Regions from separate parts of the Mus musculus genome. Here region 1 is linked to region 2. Evidence: chromatin contacts called from ENCODE Hi-C or POLR2A ChIA-PET data. All regions are on one chromosome and are shown on one strand. Each heading gives the region's core, a stretch centred on a gene start or an enhancer-like site at or near the end of the contact. The rest is flanking DNA. Distances are from core to core; before and after follow the strand shown. Region 1 overlaps Dcaf8 (DDB1 and CUL4 associated factor 8). Region 2 overlaps Dcaf8 (DDB1 and CUL4 associated factor 8).

The links. Hi-C counts contacts between places; a loop is a spot of excess contacts on that map. ChIA-PET counts read pairs that join two places held with the same protein, here RNA polymerase II (POLR2A).
Region 1: a map of heart shows a loop between it and region 2 (1.8-fold over the local background). The contact joins two enhancer-like sites. A Hi-C loop is called at or near these places in 4 of 37 maps with a recorded cell type or tissue (adrenal gland, heart and left cerebral cortex). POLR2A ChIA-PET finds 5 or more read pairs at or near these places in 3 of 5 experiments (Patski and embryonic stem cell).

Annotation. Positions count from the first base shown.
Region 1 is chr1:172,194,026-172,197,651 of GRCm38, forward strand. Dcaf8 (DDB1 and CUL4 associated factor 8) reads left to right here. Exons shown (of 14, transcript NM_001357204.1): 14 at 531-2,368. The coding sequence ends at 647. It overlaps Pea15a (phosphoprotein enriched in astrocytes 15A), which reads right to left. Exons shown (of 4, transcript NM_011063.3): 4 at 2,703-3,626. Among named protein-coding and RNA genes, the nearest start is that of Pea15a, 11 kb to the right of the region's middle. Within about 2 kb of position 2,193, at least 2 of the 3 ENCODE cell types and tissues checked have a DNase peak (open chromatin) inside an H3K27ac peak, as active enhancers do.
Region 2 is chr1:172,160,393-172,163,900 of GRCm38, forward strand. All of the region lies in intron 2 of Dcaf8 (DDB1 and CUL4 associated factor 8), which reads left to right. Among named protein-coding and RNA genes, the nearest start is that of Dcaf8, 14 kb to the left of the region's middle. Within about 2 kb of position 1,800, at least 1 of the 3 ENCODE cell types and tissues checked has a DNase peak (open chromatin) inside an H3K27ac peak, as active enhancers do.

The DNA.
Region 1 (3,626 bases), core at 943-3,442, 34 kb after region 2:
CATTGGCCTTTATCCCCATTAGAGCAACTAGTAGAAAGGAGGTGGTGTGTGATTTTTGTCCTCTGTCACCATATATGCAGAGGGGTAGCTTTATAGTTGCAGTGGCTGGAGGGTCGGGGAGAGTAGAGAAGAAATACTTGCTCAGGTGACCTGTGTTAACTGCCATGCTAAAAGAGGTCTAGAGCAAGCCGCAGACCCACACATTGTTATTGAGAGTGCAGCCACACTCCTTCATGGTGTTATTTATCTGTGACTGCTTTCATGGTGCAAAGACAGAGCTGAACAGTTTCAGCAGAGACCACATGGCTTAAAACACTTGCTGTCTGGCTTTTTAAGAAAGCGCTGAGCCAGGTACAGTAGTAACCATAACCCTAGCTACCGGGAGGCTGAGGGACGGAGAGTCAACAGCCCACCCTAGGTTATTTAATCTAGAAGAAAAAATAAGTTCTGCCGATTCCTGACCCAATCTACATCTAACAGTCTTGTCCTTGATCCAAGGACATTACTAACAAGGATTTCCCATCCTACAGCGCTGGCGAGAACCTGGGGTTGGGGCCACAGATGCAGACTCTGATGAGTCTCCCAGCTCCTCAGACACATCCGACGAGGAGGAGGGCCCTGACCGGGTGCAGTGCATGCCATCCTGAGGCCCCACACCTAGGAGGGATGGGCTGGGGCTGCCAACCCGATCCTGCCTGGGCAACTCTTTTTCAGTCCCAGGCCCTTACATTCAACAGAAATGCACTTTGGACTTTTTGTTTAAATAAAAGAAAGATACCTGAGGAGGACAGAGCACAGGAGACGGAACCAGCAGAGAGCCCCTAGAAGTGAGAGATGAGAAGGAGCCTGAATGAGCTTCCATGGAAGGTGCAAAGGACTCAGAGAAATGGGCCTCTCCCTGAAGCCTTTTGTCAATGGGCTTGGATAGGAAGTGGGGCTTCTTTTTCTTTAACCTCCCTTGTTTCTTTTGGGGGTGGGGGGTACCAATAGGCCAGAGAGAAGGCTGGGCATGCCACTCTCTTTGGTTTAGGGTTTCACCTTTTTTTTTTCCTTTGTTTTTTAAGAAGTCTGACAGTTGCTTTGTTTTTTGCCCGAGCAACCACGTCCCATCCCAGGATCCTGTTTTTCTGGGAAATCCTTAAGAGCCCCCAGCCACCCCAGCACTCTGCTCTCCCTTCCACAACACTTACTCTCTGACCTTACCACAGTGCTCTGCACTGCTGCCCGTTGTCTCCTTCACTCACTCGTCATCCAGCGCCCTCTAAATGGGGGCTGGGATGGGGACTGAGGAGACGTGGGAGGGACAAGAGACGGAAAAACAGGAAGAAGTTACCTCTTGGTTTTGGTTTTAACTGTTCAGTGGTGGCAATTTCCCTGTCCCTATCACTGTTAGAGGCCTACTTTTATATCTATAAATATATTAAAAAGCAAGTTAAACTTGGATGTATCAAGTTAAAATTATTGTCAGAAGTTTAAATACCTATATATTCTCTATGAATCCAATGCAATAAAGGGGCTGCAAGGAAGAGCAAGCGATCGAGTGATGCTGAAGAGGTGACGTGGGTCAGATGATTCATGGCTGCTCTCAGAGCCTAGGGCTTACCTGTAGCTTTCCCAAGGCTCAAGGGTGGAAACATAGTCAGCTGTGCCCTTCTCTGCCTCAGTACTGAGCTTTAGAAAAACAAATTCCTCTCAACTTTGCCTCAGGTCTCCTAATTTCTGTAAGTCTGTGGGGGCTCCCAAGATTGCTCCTCTCATTAGAGGCTGGCCTGTCTCTAAAACATGACTGAAGTGTGACTTCAGGAAGGGCGTCACTGCTGCAGACTGTCTCCTGGTTCTGAGTATAACGGAAAGCACACTCGCCCCCTCCCTTTAGTTAGCTGCTTGATTCTTTAAGCATCCAACTCCACACCAGCTCCCTTCCTAATGGAAGGATGAAGGGAGAGCTTCCTGGGAATCAAGGGACAAGCCAGTAATTGGAGGATTTATTCTGGTGCCTGGGGCTTAGAGCCCTGTCTTCAGCACTGGCCACTGAGTATGAAAGTCCCTGTGGAATTCTTACCCTAAATGCTTGTGCTGCTCTTCCTGTGCCCCGGTGTTCACAAGGTCCAGTCAGGAGGCCTACACCATGGGATGGAAGTTGGAGAGAGAGCGGAGGGTGGTATCCTACACACTCTTTCCTCTTGACCCCATCCAGCAGCGCAGGCCAGATGCCAGCTCCTGGGCTTCCTTCGTGGCAGGGAGTGTGTGGTAACTGAGTAGTAGTCTTATGTCCTCACTGCTAGAGGGATGATGAGGTGGGCTTAAAACCATGCACTCTGGAATTTGTTGTATTTTTTTCTCAGTAAAGCTTTTCCCCTGACTGCTGCTTTGTGTGGTATGTGGTCCATTTATTGTGATAGAGGACATAGTGTACAGTGTATTCCTTCCAGATACATGCTTGATTTTGCTCATACTTAAAAAGTGAAGTCTGGGATATCCCTGTTTCTAGTGCTTGAGCCATAGAAGAATGTTGTAAGGGAAATAGGTCTGTTAATGTCAGTGGTGCTTAAGAGATGGGGCACTTTCTTTGGGGTTGTTTTCTAGTCCCTTGTTCTATACTGCAGTGAGTGGTGATAGGGAAAACATGGCTACACACCCCCTCCCAGTCATTCAGAGCTTCCCAAACTTAGTGACCCACAGAGATTCTAGAATCAGTCAGGTACGGTAGAGTCAGTCACCTTTATTCCAGGGTTAGAACAAGGCTGTGCACGCTGCAGACAGAGGAGCACAGGCTAGGAGCAACCTCACAGCAGCACGAGGGGGTGAGTATATTAGGGCAGGTTAGTCTGTTTAAAGTTTGGTTTTTGCCTTACAGAGAAGCTTCTGAGAAGCACCCTGTCTCCTCCCTCTTCCATAAGGGAAGCGCCGTCTCACTCCTGCTCCCATGGAACACCCCAGAAGGAAGGATGTTACCCAGAGTTCCTTTCTCCCACCCAGTTGTACAAGGATTTCTTGTCTTAAAGGAGATGCCAGGCAAGACTAGGGAGATTTAGGAAGGACCTTTAAGGCAAAGCTGGAGTCTTCGAGGTGTGAGAGTTAAGGCAGGTGTCTGCAGCAGTGGCCAGAGGAGATGGGCAATCTGGGCTCAGCTAGGAACTGAGGGTGCTCTAGTCAGTCTGGCTTCAAGAACCCTCTTCTGACAGCCATTCCTCCCCTCCCTGTGAAGTTTTGCTCCCACATCCTAAAAGCACCTACCTTCATCTTTCTCTAAATTGTCTCTTAGCTCACATGTAAATGTAACATTTGTTGTGGTTAGTTGAAATGTGTTCTTTTCTGTTTGGACTCTGTAACAATTTGGCTCTGCCACTTCCTTTCTGTGGCATCCCCTCCCACTCCCGCTCTGGCCTAGACAATAAGTTAATGCTAAAAACCACAAAAAAGGGCAGACATGGCAGTGCGGGTTTAATATACATATATGTAGAATATATATGTACACACAGTTAGCACGGTCAAGATGGGGAAGGGCATCTTGGGACAGGGAGGAGGCTGGGTTCACTCACTGCACTCTAGTGACTTGACTGTGTGGCATCCACAAACCCAAATGAGAAAGGTTACCAGTCCCTTCCTGGATTGAATCAGGGTGG
Region 2 (3,508 bases), core at 550-3,049:
TTGACCAGGGTGACCTCAAATTTATAGAGGGTCTACCTGCCTCTGCTTCTTGAGTGCTGGGGCTAAAGGTATGTGTGCCCCAACAGTTTTTAAGTAAGAGATTCTCAGGGTTTTTTTGCATGATTTTTAGTTATTATTCTGTCATATAGTTAACTAAAAATTTAAGGTGTTGTTATTATTAAAACAAACTAGATGGCTGGGATTTACTAATGAACTTGAAATAATACCCCACCCCCACCCTCATGCTCAAACAGTTTACTCTTTAACCTTCACTTTGGCAGGAGTCATGGTTATTTTTAGAGTATAGGCAGTAGAGCTAATCTAAACTCCTCCAACTACCTGAGACAGTGACCTCATCAGCTCTCTCAGCTCAGAATGGTTTGTTCTGGACCAGATTTGACATGTTAATTGATCACAGTGGAAACAGTGGAGTTTTGGGTTATGTAAAACATTGAAAAATGAAAATGATGGTTTGGGCTTGACTCAATGATAGTTATTTTGTTGGTGAATGGAGGAGATTCTGCAGTGGTTATGGTGTTTAAGTTGTACGGCACAGTTGTAGCATCTCTGCCTGCTCTAGTTTAGACAGTGTCTTAAAATGGCTCAGGCTGCTATGCCAAAATTCTAATGCCTGCTGGCTTAAACAACAGAACTTTATTTCTTACAATTCTAAAGGGTAAAGTCTAAGAACACCATTATGCATGGTTTCTGGTCATGGATGTCCTCTTGCTTATATGTATCTGCCTCCTCATCATGCCCTCACATGCCAGAGAGAAGGGAGAAATAAAAAAACCTGTCACTTACAGTGTCACAGATCCCATCACAAGGATAGCCATTTTTATGACCTCATCTAAAACTGATTGTATTCTAAAGATTCCATCTCTAAATGCTGTCACATCAGAAATGTTTTCAATATAAGAATTGCAGGCGGTCACTGTAGCTTCTACACTAGAGTTGAGTTGGTTATGTTTCATTTTGACTGAAACTTAGGAGAATCATAGCTTCTCTCAAAAGTAGTTGTATTATTGTCATAATTTGTGTGTGTGTGTGAGAGAGAGACAGACAGAGAGAGAGAGAGAGAGAGAGAACGAACACATATGCCACATCATTTGTTGTGGGCAGAGGCAAGCAACCTCAGGTGGCTTCCTCGCCTTCCACCTTGTCTGCATAGGGTCTTTGTTGTTTGCAACTGTGTACACTGGGCTAACTAGGCTTCAAGCTACTGGGAGTTCTCATAGTCTCCAACTCCCATTCTCCTAGGAACACTGGCGTGACAGATGTGAGCTACCATAGCTTGCTTTTGCTGTGGGGCCTGAGAATTTGAACACATTCTTAACACTTATGCAGCAAGCACTTTACCCACTAAACCTCTCCTCAGCCCATAGTTTCTTGGTTTTCTAGAGAAATAGTTCCTAAAATGAGAATTTATACACACATTAAAGGATATATAAGATGATCCAGTAGTGTATAGAAAAAGAATGGTGAAATATTTGTTTGGTATATATTCTAGAAAAATTAACACACCTTTTAAAAGTTATTAAATTTTCCTTATTTTTTTGTATGTGCTATGATGAAATTGTGGAAGTGTGAGGACAATTTGTGGGAGTTGTCCACCATATGCATTCCAGGGATCAAACTCAGACTTGTAAGCTTGGTGCGGGGTCAAGAACATTACTATCTTCCTGGCCTGTGCTACATTTTTAAAATGTATTTTTATTATTGTGTATGTGGGTGTTTTTCCTGCCTGTGCATTACATGCATGACTGTTACCTGTGGAGGCCAGAAGAGGGCATCCTGTTCCTTAGAATTAGAGTTATAGACAATTGTGAGCTAGTGTGTCTCCTGTTGATGGGGAATTGAACCTGGATCCTCTGAAAGAGCCCCAGGTGCTCTGAAGCTGTGACCCATCTCTCCAGCCCTCCTGTTTTGCACTTTAGAGATAGGGTTGTATTATGTAGCTTTGACTGCCTGTTACTCTGTGTAACCCAGGTTTGCCTTTAACTCTTGGAAATCTCTTGCCTCAGCTTCTCAAGTGCTGGGATTACCAATGTGTGCTTCCATGTTTGTTGAATCTTAATATTTTATGCAGTCTGATTATACATGCATACATATTGGGGGTAAATGCTCACAATTTACACTGAAGTTTATTAATAACATTTTGTTCACTGCACCTTTCTGCTACATTTTAGCATAAAATTCTAAGGTATAATATTTCTGGAATAGGTAGAGATGGAATATCCCTTGCCTAAAATGGTCAGGACTAGAAGCGTTCTCTGTTTTGGCTTTTTAGATGGTTGGTTATTGCAGCATTGGGTGTTGAGCTCAGGCCTCATAGTTGCTGGCCAAGCACTCTGCTGCTCATCAGTACTTCAAGCCTAGATTTACTAGTGTTTTCATATAAATAATAAGAACATCTGAAATGCTCTAAAATTTGAAACTGAGGATCATGTTAATTCTCAGAATGTTTTACAGTGTGGGCCATCTGGATACTTAGTTAGATACACTCTGTCTTCTTTGTTTTTTGAGAACAGGGTCTCATGTAGCCTTTGAATTTGTTACATGTCTGAGGATAACCTTGAATTCATAGGCCTGCCTTCACCTCCTAAGCACTGGGTTTACAGGCATGTGCTACCATGTCCAGCTTTCAGTCTGTTATTTTACAGATGAAGAAAGCAAGGTCCAGTGGTGGTCACGAGCTTGTCAGGGTACAGTGGACTGCTGGCTTCACTCTAGAAAAATTAACCTTTTTAAAATTAACTGCTGAGTTCTTGAACTTCTCCCTTTTTTTGTTGTTGTGTTTTTGTTTTTCGAGACAGGATTTCACTGTATAGCCCTGGCTGTCTGGACTTGATTTGTAGACCAGGTCAGGTTGCGCTTGAACTCACAGAGATCCACCTCCCGAGTGCAGGGATTAAAGGTGTGGACCGCCACTGTCTGCGGTCTTCCTTTTAGTCTGAGACTGATTTTGCTAAAATTTAACTTTTATTGGATATCACAATGTAAAATATCTGCTGTGGTTTACATAAGCATCCACAGGGTTTTCTGGTTCTGAGTTTAGTAATGAGGTCTGTCAACTTTACTTCAAAAAGATCCTTTTTTTTAAGACCCATAAGCCATTTTCTCTTCTAAAAGACTATACTGTCCACTGTGGATATAGTTGGACATTATGGCTCATTTTCCCCACTTCTCAGAGCCAGGTCATCATAGAGAATAGGAAAACAGGTAGCTTTAATATAACAAGTCCACACATTCTGGACCTCCTGATGCTATTTAGTTATGAGAATGGTTTTGGGGAGCTGCTGTTTTATCCTCTGGAAATGGATAATAGTGGAGTAGAATGTGATGTAGTAGACAGTTTAATTCTAGAAGTGGAAAAATATGTCATCTACTCTTACTTTACCATAATAACAGTGGCTTGCTTTATGACCAGTAATGGAATAACTTTCCTTATTTCTTAGGACTTTTACATAGTCTAGTTTTTAAACTGTAGATTCAGAGTGGGGAAATT